Regions from separate parts of the Mus musculus genome. Here all the other regions are linked to region 4. The links are chromatin loops, found by intact Hi-C in ENCODE. Cell type or tissue: left cerebral cortex. All regions are shown on one strand. Region 1 holds the start of Cntn4 (contactin 4). Region 2 overlaps Cntn6 (contactin 6). Region 3 has its middle 110 kb from the start of Gm19757. Region 4 has its middle 13 kb from the start of Cntn6. Region 5 has its middle 290 kb from the start of Gm52914.

Region 1 (5,000 bases), 1.2 Mb before region 4:
GCCTTTGTTTCAATTTCCAGAGGCAACTTTAACAACAGGTGACTTCTCTGAGTTGTAACCTCTATTTCAAAAGAGCTCTCCCAGCTTGCAAGCAACCAGAGTGTTCCACGCTGAACAGTAAGGAGGCTTATCATGATCTCTTATACCAAGACAGGCAGTTAAAGTCGGGGAAAACCACTGTTTTTGTTTTTATTTTAAGTGACAGGAGGGGGTGAGTAGAGTTTAATAAAGCAGCAATACTCATGATCTTAGTGAACTAGGTTTTTGAAACTCAGCTATGTTTCCTACTGCCTACAAACTAGTGGAAATTCCCAACCAGCTCTGAATGAACTCTAGATGAAGGCGCCAGGAGCAGATATAGAGAGAAATCTGAGTTGGCTCTTGATCACCCAAGGCATGTCTGTAGTCTGATGTGATGCTCTTTTTCAAACCCCTGAACAGAGACAGATAAAGCCTGCTCCCCAGGAAAGCTTGAAACATTGCTTAGGAATCCCCCGACCCCACCCCCACCCCCATTTACAGCTGCTTGTGCTCCTACTGTGCTAAGGAGCAAGAACCAAAGAGCTCCGTATGCCAAAGCATCTAAGCGCTCAAAGCGCGTTTCAAATTATTCTATGTAGGTGTCCAAACGAATCAGTCCTGTTGTGTTTGTTCCTTGAAACATCCAGCGCCCGTCACCGTAAATTACTGGAAATGCCCACGCAATTAAAAAGTACCTGTATTCTGAAAAACAAGTCCCGCCCCCGTATTGGTTCCTGTAGGAAACTAGAAAAAGTTCAGCGAGGGGACTCACAGGACCTGCCTTACAAACAATCCTGTAAGGTGCCACCAAGATCTGGCCTGCCATCCTCCAGGCACTCCACACTGCCAGGATTATCAGTTACACTGATTAACCAGGTCACAACCTCCGCAAACCTTTGCCAAGGGAACTTAGTGCCTGAGGCTCACAAACCAGCCACCTTATCTTCCCAATGCTCTCCGCAGCATCCTTGCAACAGCAGGAGCACTGTGCTACAGAATGTGTTCATGCATCAGGTTCTGCTTGGTTAAGGAGACTGAGGAGCCTACCTGTGTCCACCTAGCCCACGCCTTTCAGTTTTAGTAAATATATAGACACTAGAGAAAGGTAAAGAGCAGAAATGAAGGAAGAATTTTGAGAGCAAAAGGGTTAAGGGTTGGCATTTAAGGGATGCCTGAAGCCCATCTCTCTTGCTGCTTGTACAGCAGCGGCTAAGATGCAGTTAGTTACCTTTGCCTTCCCCAAAGAAACTGAACACCCTCCCCTCCCCATAAGCTATTGGAAATACATGCTGCACCTACAAGCTGTCAAGTGCCCTCCACAACACAAGAGACCTGGTCAGTGTTGTTCAGTGCGAAACAATCACTGTGCTTTGCAAAGAACCATGCACTGTGTGGGCACTCCAAAAAGGAGCGTTTCAAAAGGGATCACTCTATCATGAGTCCCAGTCTCCGGAGCCCTGATGTCCAAGTCCCTTCAAATTTCAGCCCAACTTCATCTGCTCATACTAAGGGTTGCACCCAAAGGGTATGGATACCCAGGTACCCACAGCATTAAAAAAAAAAAAGAAAGAAAAAAAAAGAAAAAAAAAGAAGAAGAAAGAAAGAAAAGAAAAGAAAAAGAAAAGGCAAGAAGGCGCCCACGGAGCAAAGGCGCACAGAGAGGGCAATCGCGTGACCCAGCTGAAGACGCTGATTTTAAAGGTTCTGGATGCATGTTCTGCTATAGGCTCTTCGGTTGGCGGTCGTAAGGCAACGCAACAAACTTCTTTTCGCAGTAATAAAGGAGAAAACTGGTCGCCGTGAGGTAACAGTGTCATCCAGGGGATGGGGGACTGCTACATGCCAGGTAGAGTTTTCTCACCTCCTCGCAGCCTCCCGGACAGCCCTGCAGGAGCGACAACCCTGGGTACTAATCTGTCCATCCCTAGCCCTTAAGGACCATGCTCTTATATCCCAAGCCACAGACCAGGGTGCCTGGGACAGTGCGCTCCAGAGTCGGGCTGGACTTACCCAAGCACAGCGCCTAGGAGAACTGGGCTTGCTCCACCGCCAACGTCCGAAGGTCCCGGCGGAGTGGCAAAAGCTCCCTACTTGCGACCAATCCTGGTTATGAACCTTGTGCTCTGTGGCTGCCGCGCGTTCCTCTCCCTCCCTGTGCTGGTGGCAGCTCTCAAAACCCGGCGCACCTGAGTTCAGGCTGCAGCGGTTCCTTTGCAGCCACTAGCGGAAGACTCATAGGGAGGGGGCGAGACAAGGGGAGGGCGGGGGCGGGGGCGGGGGGGAGCGCTCAGTGGAGCTGGGCATGCTCAGTGAGCCACCAGAGGCAGTGGACCCTTAGGCGTAGCACCTGCACCGCCCTGCCCTGGGGAGGCGACCCCGAGTACCCACGCGGGACACTGGTAAAGGGGGCATTGTTGGACATGACTAGCTCTGTCTGGTTCCTGGAGAGGGACATAAAGGGTGTGTTTGTGCTAGGGTACAAAGAGAGGATGGCATCTTCCTTTGCCACCGGAGTATTGGGGAACTAGGAGGTGCGACCGGCCTTTGGCTTCCTGCACAGTCGGAATCCGGAGGATCTTTAAGGTGGTGTGGCCGGGAATACCACCTCTGGGCTGAGAATCGCTTCGCATGGGTTTGGGATGAGCGGTAGTAGTGGACTAGACAGAGATGGCTTTAGGGTCGGTTTTATTTGCTTATTCTTAGGTCAAGGACATCGGCCAGACAGTGATAAGGACAGGAGCTGGTGTCTTAACCGGAGCAACAGACATTCAAGCTGAATGAGGCTGAATGAGCACAGAAGGGGGAAGGGGGAAGAGGAAACACTTGCGATAAAATAGGTACAAGGATCAATATGTGGTGTATGGGGGCATACTAAAAGCGTCGTTATTCAAAAGCAGGTGTAGCAGTTAATGACAGTCCTGTGGTCATTACACAGGGCTCTACGTTTCCTTGCAGAAATGGCTCCCTTCATCCCAACTCTAAATTTTGAAGTAGACATCGAGACTGGGAAGGAAGTCTGAGCCCCCTTGATCCCTGTGCAAAGGCAGAGGGGAGGCAACTCAGTGGAGCACATCTGGAAACCATTTACAGTAATCCCAAGAGAGACTGAGTTTTCTCTCCCTGGGTGGAAACAAAGCCCCCCGGGAATTTTACAAAACCCCAGCCTTCCAGTGCATGTCTCAGCAGATCAGAGCTACATAAACAACTTCTGACCATTTACACAATCATACAAACCTACCCTGACATCTCCATTATGTGGGAAAGATGTTAACTGGAAAACTATTTTTAAACTACTGTAGTAAGCAAACACTCCACTCCTCTAAACACATGCGGCAACCTCCTTAATTGATATAAGTGATTTTGTTGTATCTTTAGTCTCACTTTTGGGTTATTATTGGTTTTGATTTTTAACATAATTCATTCTTGAAAAATGAGCAAATGTTAATGAGGGAATAGCTATTACAGGTGTTTCACGGTTTCTGAAGTTAATGCTGGAAGAAAGAGCCCCTGACCTCATTTTCAAAGTACTTAAATCTAGAGACAGACTTAAGCCCCTCCCCTTCTCTCATGGGAAGGAAATTTCACAGAAAAGAAAACTTGGTAGTGTATTTTCCCTGGTGAATTATTAAAAATGAATGGTTTCTAGTAAGTTTGATGCACCTGCCTGATCCATGATTCTGATAACTTTTACTGCATTGCTTTACTTTATACTATATATATGTATATATTAATAAAGTATATTATATATACATACATATTTCTCTTTTTGTAATTTTTAGATTAACTTTTATAACTAGCATACAAAACAAGTGGATTAATTATTGCTTTTACATATATGTATTGAGTATTTTGTCCTGTATATGTCCTCTCACTACATTCCAGAATCCCTCTGTTTCCTTCTTACACCCAAACATCCATAGTCTATATTCTATTTTTAACTAAGTCACAGGTACACACAAGTGCATGTGCGTGCACGCACGCACGCGCGCACACACACACACAGATTCATAGATAGATAGATAGATAGATAGATAGAGAGATAGATATAACTTTTATATAGGATAGTCAGCAAACGCTGATAACAAAAACTGCCTAGCTTAGGAGAAAAACCTTCTTTTGTGTACTCATACACTCAGCATATGCTGAGAAAACATGGTATCATGACATTTTAAGCTCAATATATAATTAAGGCCAGTACAAAAAGGAGAGGAGAAAGACTGCCAAGCTGCTCCTTCAGCAGGAGTAAAATTGAAATAATTTTCTAAGTGTTGTGACCAGTATGAGAAAACTCCCGTGACTGTGTCCCTGAATTTCAGCTCTAAATGTTTCATTCGTTCGTTCTCTTACCTTTAATTCTTTCTCATGACTGTGACTGTGTGGGAGGCTTTGTACTCTAGCAAATGAAAGGAAGCTCAAATATGACCATGACTTAGTATCTGCTCAAGAGATGACCATCTAGTAAGGAAACCAGTGTGTATCTAGAGAGACAGATCTGGGTCGGGCTGCTGGGATGTCAGCTAACTGATAAGCTGGGGGCTGGGGATCTTTCTTTCCAGTGGCCTGCATCTAGTTTAAAATAAAAGCAATAATCCAGTCCCGATTTTCCATCCTGCAGGGAAGAAGCAAAGCTACCTCTGCCAAGAAAGCCAGCTTCTCACTGAAGCTCTCCTGATTGGGGAGTGTTCCTAAGAGAATCAGCCTCTGCCAGGAGATGGAAGTGGCTTATTTTGAAGACAACATCCTCACACGTGTGTGTCCCTGTATATCTGGGACCCCCAGCTAAGTGTCAGTTCCTTGCTCAGAGAACCTGTGATTGGGATTCTCTGGGGGGAAATGTTCAAAATGAATCAATTATCACCACCAGCAGAGAGTTCAATACCACTGTACAGGGACCCAGCTTTGTATTAGTGCATGAATGAATTACTGGTACTCATGTCATTTGCAAATAACCATCATTATAGCGCAGTGGAAAATTCCCC
Region 2 (5,000 bases), 280 kb before region 4:
TATGTAAATGTTTGGATTATTTCAGACATCATGGTCCTTCTGCATAACAGGGATATTACACGATATAGAATCAGAGAGGAAATTCAAAATACTAATTATTGAAAAAGTAGTTTTGATGAAGTTTCCAGTTTATCTTATAAATTTTCAAGAATATTAATAAATTTTTTACAGCAAAATGAAAATGTCAACACCAAAACCAGAACTATGAAAACTGAAAACATATTAACAGTGATATTTAAAGTTTTAGTATGGTATTTTTTCAAAAATATACCTCCCCACTCAAATAACAGTGATCATAGTACAGTTATGTGTTATTTATATGATGTAGAGTGGAACATTTGTATTACATTGAGCCACATTTGTGGTATATTGAAAAGCAAGTGGTTTTGTGATTCACTGGGTTCACTGAATGGGGGTGAACAATTATGTATAGTCCTATTGTGAAATATCAAATACTTGTGTGTTTTAAATTCAGTCTAATGCATAGTTAGCCATGTATTTGAGCTATTCATATACAATTAAATAACTGAATATTACATTTCTCATGTCAAAAATAACAACTTTGTATTAGGTTTGTGTGTGTGTGTGTAATTATGTGTGTGTATGTGTATGTGTGTGCGTTTAATGAGCTGTATGATAAAACATTTGAAACTTATTAATTTATAAATTTTCTATTAACTGAGTATATTTCGAATGAATGAAATGGTTGCAGCAGTCTATGTCTACCCCTCAAAGTACATTTCCTGCCTCTCACCACTTAATGAACAAGCAATAACCCTGATTCTACTTGGTCATGTTCAAGCCTTGCTGACAAGTATACAGATTCAAGTGAAGGCATTCTTTACTCTGGAGATAGATCCTTTTTAAAAGTCTTTCTCAATGTCAAGAGACTATTGTTATAGATAGAAAAGTAATTCAACACTGCTTATCAAAGAAAAGAAACTGTGTTTAAAAAGCTGGGAAATAAAAGTAATATTAATAATAATCATTAATTGAGTAATTACTATGTACCAGGCACTATGACAGGTGGCTTCCATATGTCATCTGAGTTAATGCCTCAGCTGGAAGCTTCTAACAATGCTAATTACCTGTTCAGAATGGTACTCACGTTTAGACAGATAATTTATACTAAATTATTACCTGCCAATTTTCCTTGACTTGAAGTTCCAGTGGAGGCTAATTAATTGTGATCCACCCTCTAATCCTTTTCAGTTGCCACCCTTTCAATTACAAGCACAGATGATTCTTCCCTCCTTCTGTAGGTTCAGCCATTCCTTTAGATTCTACCTGGTTTGATTATGTTGATGATACTAGCCTTGCCATGTAGACTGGCGGCTCTGTTATTACGTTCAAATTAGATTTCTCTAATATTTTATTTCATTCTTACCTTTCATTTTATGCACAAAGTTGTGTGTATAGGTGTGTTAGGGTGCTGGCCATCATATGTGTGTGGAAGAAGGTATATAGATTGGAAGGAAGGTTTTCTCTCACCACGTGGTCGCTGGGGATTGAACCCCGGTCATCAGGCTTCATTGCAAATGCCTTTATCAGCTAAATTATTTCACTACCAATAAAATGATATGAATGATATATTTGGCATATGGGTCAATAAGGCAAAATCTAACACCTTAAAACACAAAATAAGAATCCTAAATGTCTTTAGGTTCAAAGACAATAAAATATACACAACAAAAATATCACACGACAATGGTTTCACAAACAGTGAAGTTAATTTAAAATCTTCAAATTAAAAAATTAAACTCCCTGTGAATATCTTGGGGCTACAGAGAAATTTGACTGGTCCACATAATGGAGATTAAAGTTAAACTAGATTTATAAGGAGTCAAGCTATCCGTGCGGTTACTTTTCACTCTATCTACACTGATGAATATTCTATTTGTATTCCTCTCTCAGTTAAAAACCTCTCCCTGCTTCTTTCCACTTTATAAAGAATTCAATCTTCAATGCAAATCTTAATAGTAAAGAAAACCAGCCCAAAATGATTTTGTCTTCCAATGTTTTCATGTATCCTAGATAAGGACACATTTCACCTTGTCGTTCACAATGAGCATCGTTAAAGCCTTTTCTTTCTATATTCCTATTTTATAAACCATTTGCTTATAATGTAAGTTCTAAGAGTTTGAAAGTACCACAGATATAAAAGCAAGCCTTTCCTTTCTCCCTTCTTTTTCTTCACTCTCTGTTTGTGCTTCTTAAATAAGCAGTGCCAGAAACGAAGCCTTCCCGTTCCATTCTCTCACATAGTTATGCTTTTTCAGAGTGAGCAGCCTATTAATTTTATCCAAAGATAGAGAATGCATTTGTTAACCATCTGGCCTAGTTTAACCTGAATTGCAAGTTAAATTAAAGCTTTCCACATGCCAGTGGGAACTATGCTTCAATTCAATACTTTTAGCCCATAAATAGAATTTTCATTACTAGTGCTATTTGAGAAAGCTTATATTTCTACTGGATTTCTTAAACTTAGTTATCCACAGCTTAAATCCAGGTCATCCCAAGTTTTCAACTAGAGACTCATACAGACAACCTGTCTCCTAAAATGCTTGTGTTTGGGATTTTTCTTAACTTAAACCTTAAAGAACACTCCGCCAGTGACCATTTTCAATCAGACAGTGGATTAGCATGGCAAGATCGCTGAAGAATGCTTTTGTTAAATTTTAAAGCTGTGCAGCTAGCTGCTTTGATTTCCTCAACTTAAAATATTCATTTAAAAAGGCCTGGAATGTAAACATCTCCTTCGGGGACATAATGCCTCTAAATTTCTGATTTCCATGCCATCATTGTGGAAAGATTTCTTGAGACGTTTAAATATTGTAATGATTGTGTTTGCTCTTCAGTGGTTGCTTTGGTAAAATGTTTGTGTACTATAAATCTTAAGTTTCCATTCTCAAGGATTGGAGAGTTGAGTTGACCATGAGGGTGGAGCCCACATGAATGAGATTAGTGGTCTTTCACCAAACAAGATCATATTTCAAATGACTATGAAAAATTGAGTAGGCTTTCACCAAACACAGAATCTTCCAACTGCCTCATTCTTGGACACTCTATCCCTCAGAAATTAGAGAAATATAATTCTAGAGATTATGATCCATGTAGATTAGTATTTTGTTATGGTAGTCTGAGGGAGGCAACATTAGGTTTCATTAGGAAGGAGATGTTACAAATGCATTCTTAAGCCACAGTAGCTGAAATTTCAAATCCACAAATGGTTTGTTAATTATAACAGAAGTGAAGAATTTCACCTTCACTTGCAATGAAATAACATGTGAGAAATGTTTATGACTTAGTGTTGGTTACATTACTTCTCTAGAGAAATGTCATGTTCACTTGCACACACATTCAGCTGAGATTCTAATTGGTAAATAAGAAGATTGAATTAGGCTGTGATAACAATAGAAAATAACAGTAAGAGTAGATGTTTTAAAATAAAGTTTAAACAAAATAAAGCTAAAATAAACTAACTACCAAGATTATATTACTAACAGGAATCAAAAGGGGCCATTGTCTAGAGTCAATGATTTCATTACTGATCTTTTTTAAAGGTTTATTTGTGTGTTTGTTTGCCTGAGTTTATTTATGTATATGATATGAAAGCAAGCATGCAAGCAAGCAAGAGGATGCCTATAAAATCAGAAGACAGTGTCTAAACTTATGCAAAAGGAATTACAGGTGGTTGTTAAACCACTGGATATGGTTGCACGGAACTTAACCCAAGTCCTATGCTAGAGATGCCAGTGTTTTAAGTACTAACATTGAGCCATCATTTCAGCCTCTACTGATTTATATCTAAGGAAAGCCAGTATTATTTTACAAATAATTTATAAACAGCTCCATCATTTTAAAATATGATAGAGCTAAAAATGATACCACATTTAGCACAAATATACTGTGTGCATAATTTATAATTAACAGTAGTTCTAGATTCATACCTCTGCTACTCTAGAGGAAGTGAAATTTTGTCATGTTATTTAGAAAAGCAGGAGCTTGTGGTCCCTCAATTTATTTTTTATCTTATCTCAATTAATTGATTATAAATCTTCATATAAAGTAGGTGGCAATAAAATTGTACACTAACGTTTAATTATTCTAACAATATAAGTAATATTTATTTAGTATATATTATCTGTCCTGTATTAGCAAACTCTAACAAAAAATACTTTGAAAGCGAAACTAGTGTTGTCAACATTTGAAGACAGATGAATAGATAGTTTGCACGTATTCAAATCCCTTCTTAGAATTGGAAACAATCACCCATGGAAGGAGTTACAGAGACAAAGTTTGGAGCTGAGACAAAAGGATGGACCATCTAGAGACTGCTATATCCAGGGATCCATCCCATAATCAGCCTCCAAACGCTGACACCATTGCATACACTAGCAAGATTTTGCTGAAAGGACCCAGATGTAGCTTTCTCTTGTGAGACTAGGCTGGGGCCTAATAAACACAGAAGTGGATGCTCACAGTCAACTATTGGATGGATCACAGGGCCCCCAATGGAGGAGCTAGAGAAATTATCCAAGGAGCTAAAGAGATCTGCAACCCTGTAGGTGCAACATTATGAACTAACCAGTACCCCGGAGCTCTTGACTCTAGCTGCATATGTATCAAAAGATGGCCTAGTCGGCCATCACTGGAAAGAGAGGCCCACTGGACAGTAAACTTTATATACCCCAGTACAGGGGAACGCCAGGGCCAAAAAATGGGAATGGGTGGGTAGGGGAGTGGGGGGGGGCTTTTGGGATAGCATTGGAAATGTAATTGAGGAAAATACGTAATTAAAAAAAATAAGAGAAAAAAAAAAGAAAATAAAGTAGAACACCAAGTGTTCCATAGTCATTAAGTACTAAAACACCATGCCTCCATTTCTCCTGAAAAATATATATAACAACAAAATGAAGTCAAACCATGTCAGGAATAATCATAGGACAAGCTAATGACTAGCAGGTTATATTCCTGAGATGAGTCTGATTCGAATTAAT
Region 3 (5,000 bases), 910 kb before region 4:
GGGTTCTTCTTCTATGCAAGCAAGAAAATAGAAAATGGAATGAAAATGGCAAAGAAATATGTGTATCCTGGATTATATAGCAAACAAGCCAAGATGAATTAAATAAGTTAAATAATTCTATAACCAATGATGAGATTTCAAAATAAAGTCTTCCACTCTGCCCCTATACCACCCCCCCCAAAAAAAAAAGCTCAGGACCCTATGGATTTACTGCAGATGTCTACTAGAACCTCAGAGAAATGTTAACTAGTCAGAAAAGACAAAAAAGTAAAAAACTGATGTTCCTAATAAACACAGATATATTCTTTCTTTTATTTTTTTCCTGAAAACTTATTGTCCTCCTTCATGCATTAGACACGCAAACTCTCTCTTTGATTCATGGTCAATATACATTTTTGTGTGTAAGGTCATCCTACCATGTCAGTATAGAAGTGTTACATAGTCAACATCTGACTGTCACTATCACTTTGTAAAGCCATTGATATATTTTCACAAGAGCACATGGTACGCATGAACATACCTGTCAGTATACTTGTAGATTGTTCTACTATATAATCAGGGCTTGACATAGTGTTTGACCCAAAGAAATGTTATCTAATAATAAACATTGACACCAGAATGAACATGAGTTATCAACTTCCTTAGAAACACTAGCTCAAATTTCATAAAACTGGGATTTAGTCAATCTTGCAACTTAAAAATGTCTGTCAAATTTTCCTTTCATTGGACAGTAATTATACAATGATAGATTTCTATAAGTCACTGGTAATTTTTTTCTATTCCTAAAATTTAATAACTTTCTAAACTCAAATATCCAATTATTAGTATGTTCTCTGGACAATACAGTGATTTTTGTATAACATTTTAACAAAAATTATTCTTTTAAGGAAACAAAAATCTCTAGGCTAGCTTTTATTACCTTTTCCTATGTGTAAGAAGTGTCATTTAGTTAATCTTGTGTTTAGTGCAAACCATATGTGTAAATGCTGTTTCTATCATTATTTTATAGAAATGAGAACTGGAATATATAGAAATAAAATGATCTCTCCAAATGCACATATTATATAATGAATGATAAAGTTAATACCACAAAGCAGCACAGAATCAAGTCCAATGCTATGAACCAATGCCCGATATTGCATTCAATGCTCTAGGTAGCTACAGATCCACTTAAATATAAATCTTTTCTAAGACTAGTATGGTTTAGTCCAGGTCTAGAGAAGGAGAGGAGGGAGAATAGGGTGGTAGTTACTTGGCAAAGGTATTATATAACAAGCAAACTAGAACTACAGGAACTCAGTAAATATAAGCAAGATATTTAATTAGCTTGCTCCCACTTTCCCATATTTATATATAGTAAAGGCAAAAATAAAATGTAATTGAAATGTTTACAAAGCTCGAAAAATGGCACTTAAGAAGAAAAGTTAAAAAAAAACAACTAAAATATTTCTGACTTCTTGCATTTAAGCTCTGCATTACCACAAATAAGAACATTATTTATAAAATACAGCTGCAATAGTGCTTCCTGGAGATTAGCATAGAGAATATATATCAGCAATAAAACCATAAATGCACTAGGCAGGTGCAATATCCTAGCGGTGTTCATTAATACAGTGGTATTTGGGTCTGAGTACAACTTCAGATGCAGGATAGTTTTTATTGTCTAATCTTGGTATTTAAAAATGGAATTAGAATAGTATGTAATGGTGTGTAAAACTCTCTAAAATCTTGATAGAGTTTAAGATTAAAGTACTCTATATTCCTTACAAAAAAAATACAGAAAACACTGGCAAACAAATGCAATGAAGAATTTGGTTCTACTACTGACAGCCAACAACAGGCAATGTCTTGGACACATCTCCTTCCTGTCGTGTGTGTGTGTGTGTGTGTGTGTGTGTGTGTGTGTGTGTGTGTGTGTGTGTGTGTATTTATGTGTGAAAATATCTGTTTGCAGTGGCATTAATGAGAAAAAAATCATGTAGCTACTCTACTGTACAACTCCTTCCAGAGTCCCTATTTTTTTAATCCCTAACTGTTCTGTTTGTGGTTGCATCTTCCCATCTGAAAATATTCTCCATCCTAAGCCACTTGATATTGTCGCTAAAAATCTGTGTTAAGAGCATCTTTTTGACATATCATTCAGTGAAACTTCCATTCTCCGCATTCTGTAGTGCATGCTGTCATCTGAGGCTGACCATCTGGGTTTCTATAAACTCATCTAATGTACATAATGATTTATATAGATGAAGTGTTTTTAAGATTTTGCTTCAAGATCTTGTATCATAAAGACTCTAAGCCCAAACAGAAAGAATGAGCTTATATGAAGTTAAGGCTACTAATAAATTCATTTAATTTTTTGGTATTTTTCCTATATATTACAATGTGCTGTTTATGATTTTATGAATAGTCAAGTCATTTTTATTTATGAAAATCATATTTTTATGTTTCAAAATAATGACTCTTTCTCTTAATGGAAGCCTTGCAGTTGAATTATCAGGTTTCTTTGTCCATTATCGTGGAACCTCAGTTTAATTTTATTTAATCATTGCCCCAAGAGATTGTTTCCTTCCATCCTCTCAAGCATGGCTTAAAGATCTTCCAAAATATTGAATTTCTGAATCTACTAGGGGAAAACAAGAGAAGACCTTCATAGTTTAGACAGATGAAAAAAAAAAAAAAGCTGTCTGAGTTCCTCAGTAGCTCAGGAAATTGCCATATGAGGAGTGAAGATAAACTGCAGAAGTAGAGAAACAGTGTGCACAAGGCCATGGCTTCAACTCATAACATCTCCCAAACTGACAGATCTGAGTCTGTTTCAAATGTTACTGTATGTTAAAGGAAACAATCAGAATTGTAAGGAATGGGAAGGCAGGGGTGGGCTCTCTACCAGCTATTTACCTTGAGATTAGTAAACGGCCTTCAAATGAGAATCCTCTGAGCAAATAAGTAAACCATCAATCAAATGAACAAAGGATTAAGAAAATCTAATGCTGATGCTCAAAACCTAATACTGATCTTCTAGTCTTAAAGCTGAGACTTTCTCTTAACCCTGGGTGATCAGGCTGGTCAAACCTTCCTGTTACCAGGTAGGCAGGGTATCTAACCTTTTTCAACATGGAAAGTCTGAACAAAATGACACTTTGGCCACTGTCATTCTTTAAGATTAAGGAATCAAAGAATTCTAGGGAAGTGTGGCAGGTCTAAAGCACAAGTTAGACTTAAGGGGCACAGGAAAGGAAAGGCAGAGTGTGGCAGTCATCCCTCAGTAGCTGAATCTCCAAAACCAGGCCAGAAGCAGCAGAAGTTCAGGTGACAGTTACCAACATTTAGACAATGTTCCCATGTCAGGAGGATATTTTTTTCTAGCCAAATTTTAAAGTTGCAATGATTATGCATAAGACAAATTATATATATATACACACCTGTACTCCTGTAATTTATTCTTGGAAAAAGTTATAAACTGGACTATATTTATTTATAAACGAAGTGTCATGAAACATGTATATTGTAACTTTTGATGTCTTTGGAGCTCCATTTTTATCTTTTCAGTCTATAAACTTTAATATAATTATAATATAATGTACTTGCTATATTGCTTCATAATTTCTTTTACTAAAGAAAAAATTTCTTCACATGAAAAGAATACCAAAATATTTAGATATCCATTTAAGGTCTGTAATGCAGATGACTTAAAAAGACACTAAAATGCCATACATACATGTTTTATCCTTTGTAAATACATATATTTAAGCCATTTAAATGTGGACTTGTTAAGAAACCTGAAATTATTCATTGTATATCATTGATTTTTAAGTCAGTCTCAGCTTTATAACTCTGCCCCTTCTTTCTCTCTTTTCCCACGCCCTTAACCTTTGCACCTAAATCTATTCTAAAATGTATCATCCACAAACATTACCTTTGCTTCATAAAAAAGGACTCAAAAATTAAACATCTCACAACCAAATAATTAAATCAATACCCAGGTAAATGAACTGAGCATGTGTTTTTAAAATGAAGTAAAATGCCTTATTAATATGTAAACAAATATTTGATTCTTTTAGCCACCATAAAAAAATGTAATTCTGAAGAAACAGAGCTTGCATTTCACCCTAAACAGGATGGCTAGCTTCACAGAAGCAAATGGCATAAATGATACGATGATCCGGGGGGTGGGGTACGGGAATTGGACCCTGTGCATTGTTGATAGTATAAAGTGTATACCCAGTATGGAAATGAGTATGAAGTTTCCTCAGCATATTAAAAAATTATCACCATAGGTTTCTTCCATAGCATATAGAGCTATTTGCCAAGGAAATGCAAGTCAATGTACACTAGAGGTACTTACAAACCCATGTATGTTTCTTTTTACATAAACAAGTTTAGTGAATATGCATATGGATAAGTTTATGGAAGAAATATGACTGTGTAGATATTTGACTAATCTTCAAAGAAGACTCATGTATAGGCTTATCATTTTCAGAAAACACTGATAGACCTCTGTATTGCCACATTGAATGAAATAATTCAAAATTGTAAGAAAGACATGTAACAGTTTTTCTCTCTTGAGGAGTATGTTCAAAGTAGAGTAGAGGCTCTTGTAAGGGTTGTGAAAGCAGAATAGAAGAAATGTAGGGGACAGGTTAATAAAGGGGATGAACACAGAAGATATATATGCTTGAAACCTGCTGTGACACTTATGTGAACTGTGTAATTAAAATGAACTGGAAAAGAGTCTAAGCGCCAGAGGAGAGAGAGGCCCAAGGAATCAGACCCTCTAAATCAGCATGATGAATACACATATGAATCACAGAGGCTGACTCATTGTACATAGGGTCTGTATAGGTCTGAAAGGATAGGAGGACATGGAACCCATGGATAACCCAAAAGCAAACTCCAATTGCTAAATATCTGCAAGTGAAACTTTAGATTCCTCTAAGGGATTTTCACTAGGAAACAAAAAACTACAGTTAAAGATAGGTGCATGCCAGCAGAGGATGGGC
Region 4 (5,000 bases):
TCTGTCCCTTGATTTTTGAGCCAAAATGTCTGAATTGCCTTGACTGATTATATATGCATAGAAGGCACAGTGCACTACCTCTTGACCTAGGCTTTGAGGACTTATTAGGTGTTTCCTCCTAGACTGGCTCACATGAAGGAATGATAGCAAATGCTTGGAGCAGAGACATACTGCTTAATGTATAAGCCTAAGTGGAATGTTGAGTTTCTTACCCAAGCCCAGGCTACTTGATCTGACACTCTGCTCTTATAGACACAGAAAAAAAAAAAAAAAAAAGACTTATGGTTGCTGTAAGCCACTGACTCCTGAACATTTCCATGAAATAATCATTGGTGAGGACAATTCTTATCACCCACTGAAACCAACTAGTCTCTATCATCCCTAGGGCAGTGTATTGGTCATGGGCTTCATACCTCTGGTCCCAGGTGAATAATTTATTTAAAATTGTGATCTTGACTTTGGGACTGAGAGAAAGGAAAAGCTGAAGAGATATCTCAAAAACCAAGGGTGATCCCCACCCCTGCATCTATGTGGGTCTACTACATTTTTTATTAACTTCAATGCCAGGGGCTCCAGTGATCTCTTCTAGCTTCTGTGGCATGCACAAATATATGACTTACAATTAGTCAAACAAACAAACAAACAAAAACCACATATAGGTAACAAAATAAAATCCCCTTTTAAATAATGAAATTAAAGAAAAAAAAAACATGATATTGAGTTTCAATTGCCAATTTCATGTAACCACCGTAAAAAAAAGACATCTCTGGTTGTGTCTATAAATGTGTTCTAAAAGAGATTTACTAAGGATGTAGGGTGCACTGTGATGTGAATGGTACTGTCTCATGATATCAGAGGCCATGGCTGAATGAAAATGAGGAACCAAATTTGTGTACCCTCTCTTTCTGATTCTAGGTGCTGTGTAATCATCTATCTCATGCTACTGCACCAATACCTACAAGCAAACAAAAGCACTCATCCTCAAATTGGGAGCCAAAATAAGTTGATTCCTTAAGTTGATTTGGTTGTGTGTTTTGCTACAGAAAAAAATATTATTCCATATTCTATGCATTATTAAATTTCTCTAAAATACGAATGAATGATCATTAAATACTATGAGAAGATCAAAGAATTATACTCACTGCCAACTTAAAGCCATTTACCTATAATAAGCATGAAAAAGTGACTTACCTATTGGTCTCTACACTTTAGGGTGTATATGACCACACATTTCAAGTTGCTAGTTGTAAGAAAGTGGAATTTTGAGAGAGGAGAGAGAATTGATATAATTCCCATCTCTTCTGGAACAATGAATTGATTGCCTTCTTTGAATATTGATCAGGCATTACATGATGAGTTTTTCCTTTGCCTCTTTTATGTGTGTAGGACACACACACACACACACACACACACACACACACACACACACACACACAAGTTAGAATCAAGATTCCATGAGCATGAAATATTCTGGAATTGAAGAAAGTCCCGAGCAGGAAATGAGGGCTGTAACAGAAGAAGCATTGTCAGATAACTCTGTGATATCTTGGATGAGACATGAGCTTGAATATGGTCAGGCTAGGTAAATTTGAAATTGTGCAGAAAACTGCACAGAAAATATCCTACCAACTTTGCACTCTCAGATTCACTGATAGCTTCCATTAAGTTCAGTCTATAACCAAGCAAGCTTCTGGACTGAGCAAGCCTCCAATATAAAAGAACAATAACTTGGTGAAAATCGGCCATCTCAATATATTTTGTTTGAGGCCTTAATTGACATCTATCATCTCATTGCTTTTGCCAGATTTAAATGTCTCTCATCCCTACTGTCAATTGACCTTTTAAAGGTTGCTTGAAAATTTGTATAACCAGACTCTCTTCCCTAGAGAGATTGCAATCTTTTGTACTTTGCTCATGAGCAACTTCCTTACAGTTGTTGCCTTTCCCACTATTACTATAAAAATCCATTCAGAAGACCTCTCCAGTGACTTGTCAGGCTGGTAGAGATATTCCATGATGATAGCACTCTAAAAGAATTTGTGCAACTGTGTGAGGTGATTAAGGATATTCCTACCCAAATACCAAATGCCTTTTTTTGGTTGTTGTTCAATAAAATATAATTATTAAAGACACCAGGTAGAACTAATGAAAAGGGTTTTTTGTTTGTTTGTTTGTTTGTTTGTTTTTGTCTTATGGTTTCTTTTTGTACTCCCGTGAAAATCTTCTGTTAACATTTGGAGCTATAATTCTAACAAACATGAAACACAATTGAAATATATATATATATATATATTCTTCAAATTGGAAGGCTCTGTAAATACTGTTCCTTGTCTATATATTTTCCTCTCTGTGGACATGACCTCAGATCATGTATAAATCAAACACAGATAGTACAATCTATTCAATGAATGCTGTTTTCTTGGAGTTGTAAGCTCATGTGAGGTCTTGAATAGTTTATTCCAACATTTTATTTGAATGGCTGCCTTTTAGTCATGGGGGATTGGGCAAAACTGGTGAAAACCACTATCATTCACCCACTGCTAGTCATCCTTTGTCAATAAATGCATCCCTTGGTGTTAGTAAACAACACACAGTGCAAAATAAAAATAGATCAATGAGCCATGCCCTAAGTCTTCAGGTTGTGAGATAGCCAAGGGTCTGTAAACAGGAAGGAAAAATCTATATCATGAATAGTTTTGAATTCTAAAGATTAATCACTCTTTCCTTTCAGTTTCATAATGTCCATTAGAGTCATGATGTCAGAAACATGTGGTTGTACAGCTAGAAGAATGATGTGACATTGAGGAGCCATAATTGACTACCACAGCAGCTAAAATCAGGCAGAAAGCAGTGGCAGTTGTCCATGAGTGGTCAAGGAGAGAAGCTACTCTATATTCAAAGTTCATTCATTCCCTTCAGTCAAGTGATTCTTTTCAGTATGAGAGACAAGTGTTGCTTGCAGTGTCTGCCCTCTTGTGGACAATGATCTGAAACAAAAAGGAAAAAGAGGTTAGGAGAGGAGAAATAGGCTTATGTCCAGGAGCCCATCATCATGAATAAAAGTTTCTCAAGTATAAATGCCATTCTCCTCCTTCTATGACCTTTTACTAACCAGATAAACCATTCATCATGGGACAGGGATCCATGTATAGTCATAGTTCATGAAATCTCCCTATAAGAAAAGTGAGTGGACAGTTCACAGTTTTGTGTTCCAGAAAGATTTCATTTGCTCAAAGACATTCCTGAGATGAAATATCATTAAACATGTATTAATTATGGGGTGCATCAAGATTTAACAGTAATGAAACTTATCTTAGGTCCTGATATACCATACTCCTTTTCTTTCTTTTGGTTAATACTTCCAGAAACAATACATATTTACTGAAAAATCCCAAAGTCTATCAAATTATGTACATATTTCTTGGTGATTAGCAGTGAGATAATTTTTAGAACATCCATATTGGAGGGTATACTCCAAGTCTAATAGGTGTGTCCTTAAAGCTGCATTTCTATAGCAGTCCCAGTTCTTTTAAAGTTGTATCACTTTTAATATGACATGCATTCTTTTCATAATAAGACATCTATTATCAATTATGTGTATTTGTTGCTCAATACTTTAATAAGAATAAACATTAATATGTTACACAGTGTGATATATTTTATAATTTCTAGATAATAAAATTTCTATAAAATACAGTATCAAAGAAAATTAACATGGTCCAGACTAGAGTGAAACATGCCATATCCAGGGGTCCATCCCATAATCAGCCTCCAAATGCTGACACCATTGCATACACTAGCAAAATTTTGCTGAAAGGACCCAGATGTAGCTGTCTCTTGTGAGACTATGCCAGGGCCTAGAAAACACAGAAGTGGATGCTCACAGTCAGCTATTGGATGGATCACAGGGCGCCCAATGGAGGAGCTAGAGAAAGTACCCAAGGAGCTAAAGGGATCTGCAACCATATAGGTTGAACAACAATATGAACTAACCAGTTCCACCACCCCCCCCCCCCCGGAGCTCGTGTCTCTAGCTGCATACGTATCAGAAGATGGCCTAGTCGGCCATCATTGGAAAGAGAGGCCCATAGGTCTTGCAAACTTTACCTGCCTCAGTACAGGGGAATGCCAGGGCCAAGAAGTGGGAGTGGGTGGGTAGGGGAATGGAGGTGGAGGGTATGGGGGACTTTTGGGATAGCACTGGAAATGTAAATGAAGAAAATACCTATGTAAATGAAAATGTAAAGGAAAAAATGATTTTCATTTATAGATAAATAGGTATCTTAGTCAGGGTTTCTATTCCTGCACAAACATCATGACCAAGAAGTAAGTTGGGGAGGAAAGGGTTTATTCGGCTTACATGTCCATGCTGCTGTTCATCACCAAAGGAAGTCAGGACTGGAACTCAAGCAGGTCAGAAAGCAGGAGCTGATGCAGAGGCCATGGAGGAATGTTCCTTACTGGCTTGCCTCATCTGGCTTGCTCGGCTTGCTCTCTTATAGAACCCAAGACTACCAGCCCAGAGATGGTCCCACCCACAAGGGGCCTTTCCCCCTTGGTCACTAATTGAGAAAATGCCTTACAGTTGGATCTCATGGAGGCATTTCCTCAACTGAAGCTCCTTTCTCTGTGGTAACTCCAGCTGTGTCAAGTTGACACAAAACTAGCCAGTACAATAGGTAATGACATTTACTGTGCTGCCTGCTTTATTTTCTGATAAATATTGAGGAAAAAAATCATAAGAACAATGCACAGAAGTATTGATGTGTTCCATATCCCTCAAATATGGACTTAACACAGATGGTGAATTGGAGACTATCAGAGATTACAGTCAGTAAAACATGATTAGTTTACAAAATTAGGATGCTAGGTTCTGTGCCCAGAGATTGTGTTACCTGTGGATTCTAAACTGAGATTGTGTGGTGTTTTCCTTCATGTGGTAACTCAACTGGGTTCCAGAGAAAGGTATGGTATGGTGGCAGAGTGTGGTATACAAGAGC
Region 5 (5,000 bases), 450 kb after region 4:
GTTCCTATTTAAACAGGATGCTTGCATTTTGAAGACAGCCCACAGGATTCGCAACTTCCACAGAAGCTCAAAACTCCCTATAGTAAAGTCAACCTTTTAAACTATAGTCCTTGATTTTCTTTTGATTTTTAGGACTTAGAAACATAGTACCTCTGTTTTTCCCCAGGGAGAAGAGAGCTGCAGGCCTGTATATATGGGAAGATGGCAGAATTTTTAAGATGTGCAAGGATATTTCTTAAACTAGATTTCTGTGTGTCTCATCCAGGATTTATGATGAAAAGGTAAAATAGAATTCAGGTGTTTTATGGAATTTTTAATTAAAAATTGGTGTCCCCTGTCATTTTCCAACACAATAAATCTGATTTTCTAAAACAAGCAGATTCTAAAATTTTGAGTAATTCTTGTATGTATGTGTCTCTGTTTCTGTGTGTGTATATGTGTATTTGTGTGTTTATGTGTTTGTATGTATGTATATGTGTGTATTTATGTATGAGTGTTTTGTGTGTGTTTCTCTGTGTATGTGTTTACGTGTTTATGTGTGTTTGTATGTGTATATGTGTGTGTGTTTGTGTCTCTCTGTGTGTGTGTTTGTGTGTGTGTGTGTGGAGTTGTGTTGTGTGTATAAGTTATATCTCACCAAGACTGTTCCTATCTTTGGAAACCAAGAGTCATGGGTAACCTTGCCATTTCTTGTACTTTTGGCTGATTGGTTGGGTTTTTTGTTTGTTTGTTTGTTTGTTTTTTGGTGTTATAAGTATTGGAACCTGTGCAAACATATGACTATGGTTTAGATGATATAAAAACCTGTTAGCAATAATCCCCAAGCCTCTAATTTTTGCCAACTTTTCAAAACCTTTCGATAACACCTAAATTTAAGCTTTGAATTTCTTTGTGATAAAAATATCTCTTGGTTTCTCTGGTCTGGGATACTGATATAGCACTATTCCTCTTGCTAAAGTGTTTATTATTATTACTATAGAAAGTATCATTTACCTTTCTCATTACTATCACAAAAGAACTGACAAGCACGTTAAGGGAGGGAAGGTTCATGGGCTTCATCTGACTCACAGTTTGAGGTTCTACAACTCATCATGACAGGGAAGGCATAGTTCCAGGATTAGGAAACATACATTGAATCTGAAGTCAGAAATTAGAGAATGAACACGAAGCAGGGCCATAATTTAAACTGGCAAGGCCCAAGCCCAGTGATCATTGTCTAATGAGACTCCACCTCCAAAGGGTTCCACAGTCTTCCCAAACAAACATCTTTTACAGAGTTTGAAATATTCGAATACATGATCCATGGGAGACACTTCATGTAGAAAACACATTACTGAGAAAGCTGTTTGTTTTGTAGAAACATTAGCTTTTAGTATGTGTCTTACTTCTTTGCTTTTGATTGCTGTGAACAAATACTAACTAAAATCAGCTGGAGATGAATTTATTTGGCTTTCAGAAAAACAGCCCATCATTGAGGGGCATCTTATCAAGAACTCAATGCAGGAATGGCAGCAGGAACAATAAAGAAATGCTCTTTACTGCCTTTCTTCCCCATTGATTGCTCATGTACCTTTTTTTATGTAACCAAGGGCCGCTTTTCCAGGATGAGTATCAGTCACACCAATCACTAATCAAAAAAATTCCCAATAGACCAGTTTAATAGAGACCATTTCTACACGACTACATGAGTCATTCTACCTGACTCTAGTTTGTGTTCAGTCAACAAAAAATTATCAACAAATGTTAAATAAGGATTCCCTTCTCTGCTAAACTTGGAACAGGCTCCATGTTATATTTATCCCAAGAGACACAGTGAATGCTATTGATTATTTTATCTAATAATGTACTAGTTGCTAAAGAGTTCTTCATCTAGAGATAAAATAAACCTACTTAGTTTAAAAGGCACCACATTCATAGTAGCTTAATCTGATTTATTTTTTCATTTCAATCACCTTTTGGTGTCATTTTTCAGTATTATCCTATTCTAAGCTCCATACTGTGGTGCCTGACGCGCTGTACCATTTCCTGAAATAGAAAATGTCTGAAGAAAAGTATGCTTCACTTCATGTAATAAAATTAACCACATAGGTTTGTCCAGGATCTGCATACTAAAAAAAGTAATTCATTCCCATTGTGAGAGCTAGTATGCAACATCCAAAAGAATTTAAATTCCTGCCAAAGGAGTTTAAAGCTTTAAATAAGTATACAAAATACGTAGAATCTATTCACAATTTTTTCTTATGTGTCCCTTAAGATAAGCTTAGTGTCACTCTGTCTATGGCATGAGCATCTAGCTGTCAATAAAAATCTTTTTTTGGATATAAATTAGAAAATGTATTCATCATAAAATGTTATATCCCATGTATCACCCAGCTTTTCTTATGTGCAAGATGACTGACTTATAGAGTGGAAATCTTTGTCTTGGCTCTCAACTTTGACACTAAAGTCTGTGGTAGACTGCCTTTGTTTGGCTTGGGCTTTGTAGCCAGGCATTAGAACATGCCATAATAGTGTGGAGATATAAATATATTCATTTCATAGCCAGGAAGAGAAAACAAGGAGAAAAATAAAGAGGGAAAAAGAGAGACAGAGGATATGATGGGGTTCTCAAAAGCTCATTTAAGGATATTTCCTCAATAAACTGAACACATCCTAGTAGGTCCAAACCTATCTTTTAAAGAGTCTGGCCTCCAAAGGATGTTAGAGTAAGGATTAAGTCTTTCATATGTGGGACCTTGAGGGACAATAGCTTTCAAAATAAAACATCCTGAGTATACATAAAAAGAAAAAAAATGAAATGTGTTTTTTCAGAGCCCAAAGCTAGGAAATCCAAAGATCAATGTCTGATGGGATTCAACCTTTTGTGAGGACGTTCTCACTGACTTCTGGACTGTCTCATTGCACATGTTTTCTTCCCTGAGGATACATGTGTATAGTAGTGGTTGGCTATTGTCCTGTTCTTATAATGCTACAAGCCACAATATATCAGGGTAACATTAATGAACTTGATTCACATATAAAATTTCAATCTTCAGTCACAGTGAAGATTTTAAAGAGCTGTGAGATATGCATGAGGCAGGGTATAATTAGTCCACAGCAAACTGAGATTCATCAGATCTTACCAGGAAAGTCGTCCTGTTTATAGCCAATTCCTGTCCATATCCATTAGCTTCCATATCATACCTACTGCTACATGTCTTTAACTTTGTCACATTATAATTAACAAAATGAATCATTGTGTCGACTTTTCCCAAGGTTCAACTTCTCAGGATTTTAAGACTTTAATGTTCTGAGTATTAAGACCCAGAGCTCAGTCAGTTTGAGAAATGCCAGGCCTAGTAACAAGATAATGAACAAGAAAACAGAAAATATATTAAACTTAGTGTTGGACATTTTTACTGCATAATCACATTAATACAACTACATTAGCATAGAGAAGTTGGATTTAAATTTGGGATTGTAGAAAAAAAAATTTTGTTCTGAAAGAGTAGTAAACTCAGTGCTCCAAGGTATGCTAATCATAAAACAGATAGTGACATTCCTCCACCCACCCACTTCCTGAGTTCAAGGAGTATTCATTCAAAGAAAGTCACCCTGACCATAACCGGAAGCTGCAATGCAAATGTGCTATTGTTAGGGGCTCTTAGAAACTGTCTTGAGAGTTAACAATTACCAGGTATTCCTTGTGACACCCGTGACTTTGTACTTCCTTGTGACTCTTATCTGGTATTTTTGGTATTTTCCAACAACGCCCTTCCCACCTCCTTGAGTTGTGTTTTTTTTTTTTTTTTCCTTTAAATACCCCCTTACTCAGCTACTTGGGGCGCCACAGTCCTCTACCCCTGCATGGTGTATAACCGTGGGCCCGAGAGCGCTCTTGAATAAAAATCCTCTTGCAATTTGCAGCAAGACCGTTTCTCGTGGGTGATTTTGGGGTGTCACCCCTCCTGAGTCAGAACATGGGGGAGGCCTCACGTTGTGGGTCTTTCAGTTCCAGTATTATTTTGCTTCTAAAACTGTCTAAGGGGAACTAATTATTTACTTTGTGATGTTGGTTCTCTTAAGAACTTCTTTCTAGTTCCCAAACACTTTCTACAAATAGTCTGTTCTTGGCATCAGGCACTTAGAAACAGTAGGACAAAAACTTCCCAAAAGAATAAACTTTACCCATCATTTGTTCTTACACCTGCTAGTAAGCCCCCTACTGTCTTCCTTTGGCTACTTCTGGGTTTTTTTGGATCTAGAAAATCAATACAATAATAAACGCTATGATTATGACTAAGAATTTAGAAAGTGAATATAAAACTGTCCCCAAAGAAATTTCATCTGGCTAGTAAAAATGCTTATCAGTGAACAATTTATATTCACATATTTTAAGAAGTTCTTTTTAGTGCATTTATATGTGTGTATGTGATTCATGTATGTGCACTTATGTGTGTGGGTGTGCACATTCATATTTCATGAACATATTATCTCTTCTAGACTGGGTGTCATAGGGATTGAACTCAAATATTCAGGCACGGCAGCAAACGCCTTTACCTACTGATCCATCTTGCCAATCCTACATTCTGAGTTTTTGAAATTACTAAAATAGTGGTCCTCAGGTGAAAGCAATATGTCAGTCCAATATCGGGGACACACAGCACTGTTAAAAATTCAGTTTTCCTACCAGATGCTTTGTGAAGCACTGTTAAGTGTTTTTCAAAGTTGTTCTTGCCAACATTGCATTCTGTCTTATTCATTATAAAATATTAAAAATCAAATGTATTTTCCTAGCCAGGTATGTTGGCATATACCTGTAGTTACAGCATTAGAAGTTAGGGTCAGGATCAGGAGCTACACTCACCTTGTTTTAATAGAGAAATTCTTATTCTCTGCTTCACTACTCTAGGTTTTTATCAGTAATCCAGGTAATGTGATTTTTCTAGTAGAGAGTGATGTTACCCAGCTTTGCCCATCTGTGTGGTTACCACCATGGCGATGTGAATAATAAATGTCTC

What was found. Hi-C counts contacts between places; a loop is a spot of excess contacts. Peaks named below come from ENCODE experiments on the same cell type or tissue, not always from the same donor. Only the 100,000 strongest peaks of a DNase experiment are listed, where the experiment ranks them.
Region 1: a loop joins it to region 4, with 2.5 times the contacts of the local background. A loop is called at or near these places in 2 of 42 quality-filtered maps.
Region 2: a loop joins it to region 4, with 4 times the contacts of the local background. A loop is called at or near these places in 3 of 42 quality-filtered maps.
Region 3: a loop joins it to region 4, with 2.4 times the contacts of the local background. A loop is called at or near these places in 2 of 42 quality-filtered maps.
Region 5: it touches region 4 in a loop (5-fold over the local background); 4 of 42 quality-filtered maps call a loop at or near these places.

What each region holds. Positions count from the first base shown.
Region 1 is chr6:105,674,922-105,679,921 of GRCm38, reverse strand. It overlaps Cntn4 (contactin 4), which reads right to left and starts at 2,177. Exons shown (of 26, transcript NM_001109749.1): 1 at 2,032-2,177. Gm15631 (predicted gene 15631) reads left to right here and starts at 2,341. Exons shown (of 3, transcript NR_132434.1): 1 at 2,341-2,420; 2 at 2,725-2,858; 3 at 4,637-5,000. In left cerebral cortex, a CTCF peak has its summit at 2,387; DNase peaks (open chromatin) are centred at 1,424, 2,237, 2,853, 4,602 and 4 more places; H3K4me3 peaks cover 4,715 bases; H3K27ac peaks cover 3,432 bases.
Region 2 is chr6:104,758,685-104,763,684 of GRCm38, reverse strand. The region is part of intron 7 of Cntn6 (contactin 6); the gene reads right to left. Among named protein-coding and RNA genes, the nearest start is that of Gm40393, 100 kb to the left of the region's middle. In left cerebral cortex, no CTCF peak of the experiment used is centred here; DNase peaks (open chromatin) are centred at 2,320 and 2,567.
Region 3 is chr6:105,383,000-105,387,999 of GRCm38, reverse strand. No RefSeq gene overlaps it. Among named protein-coding and RNA genes, the nearest start is that of Gm19757, 110 kb to the left of the region's middle. In left cerebral cortex, no CTCF peak of the experiment used is centred here; a DNase peak (open chromatin) is centred at 2,168.
Region 4 is chr6:104,477,405-104,482,404 of GRCm38, reverse strand. No RefSeq gene overlaps it. Among named protein-coding and RNA genes, the nearest start is that of Cntn6, 13 kb to the left of the region's middle. In left cerebral cortex, a CTCF peak has its summit at 2,973 (motif pointing left); a DNase peak (open chromatin) is centred at 2,949.
Region 5 is chr6:104,032,121-104,037,120 of GRCm38, reverse strand. No RefSeq gene overlaps it. Among named protein-coding and RNA genes, the nearest start is that of Gm52914, 290 kb to the right of the region's middle. In left cerebral cortex, no CTCF peak of the experiment used is centred here; DNase peaks (open chromatin) are centred at 2,089 and 2,372.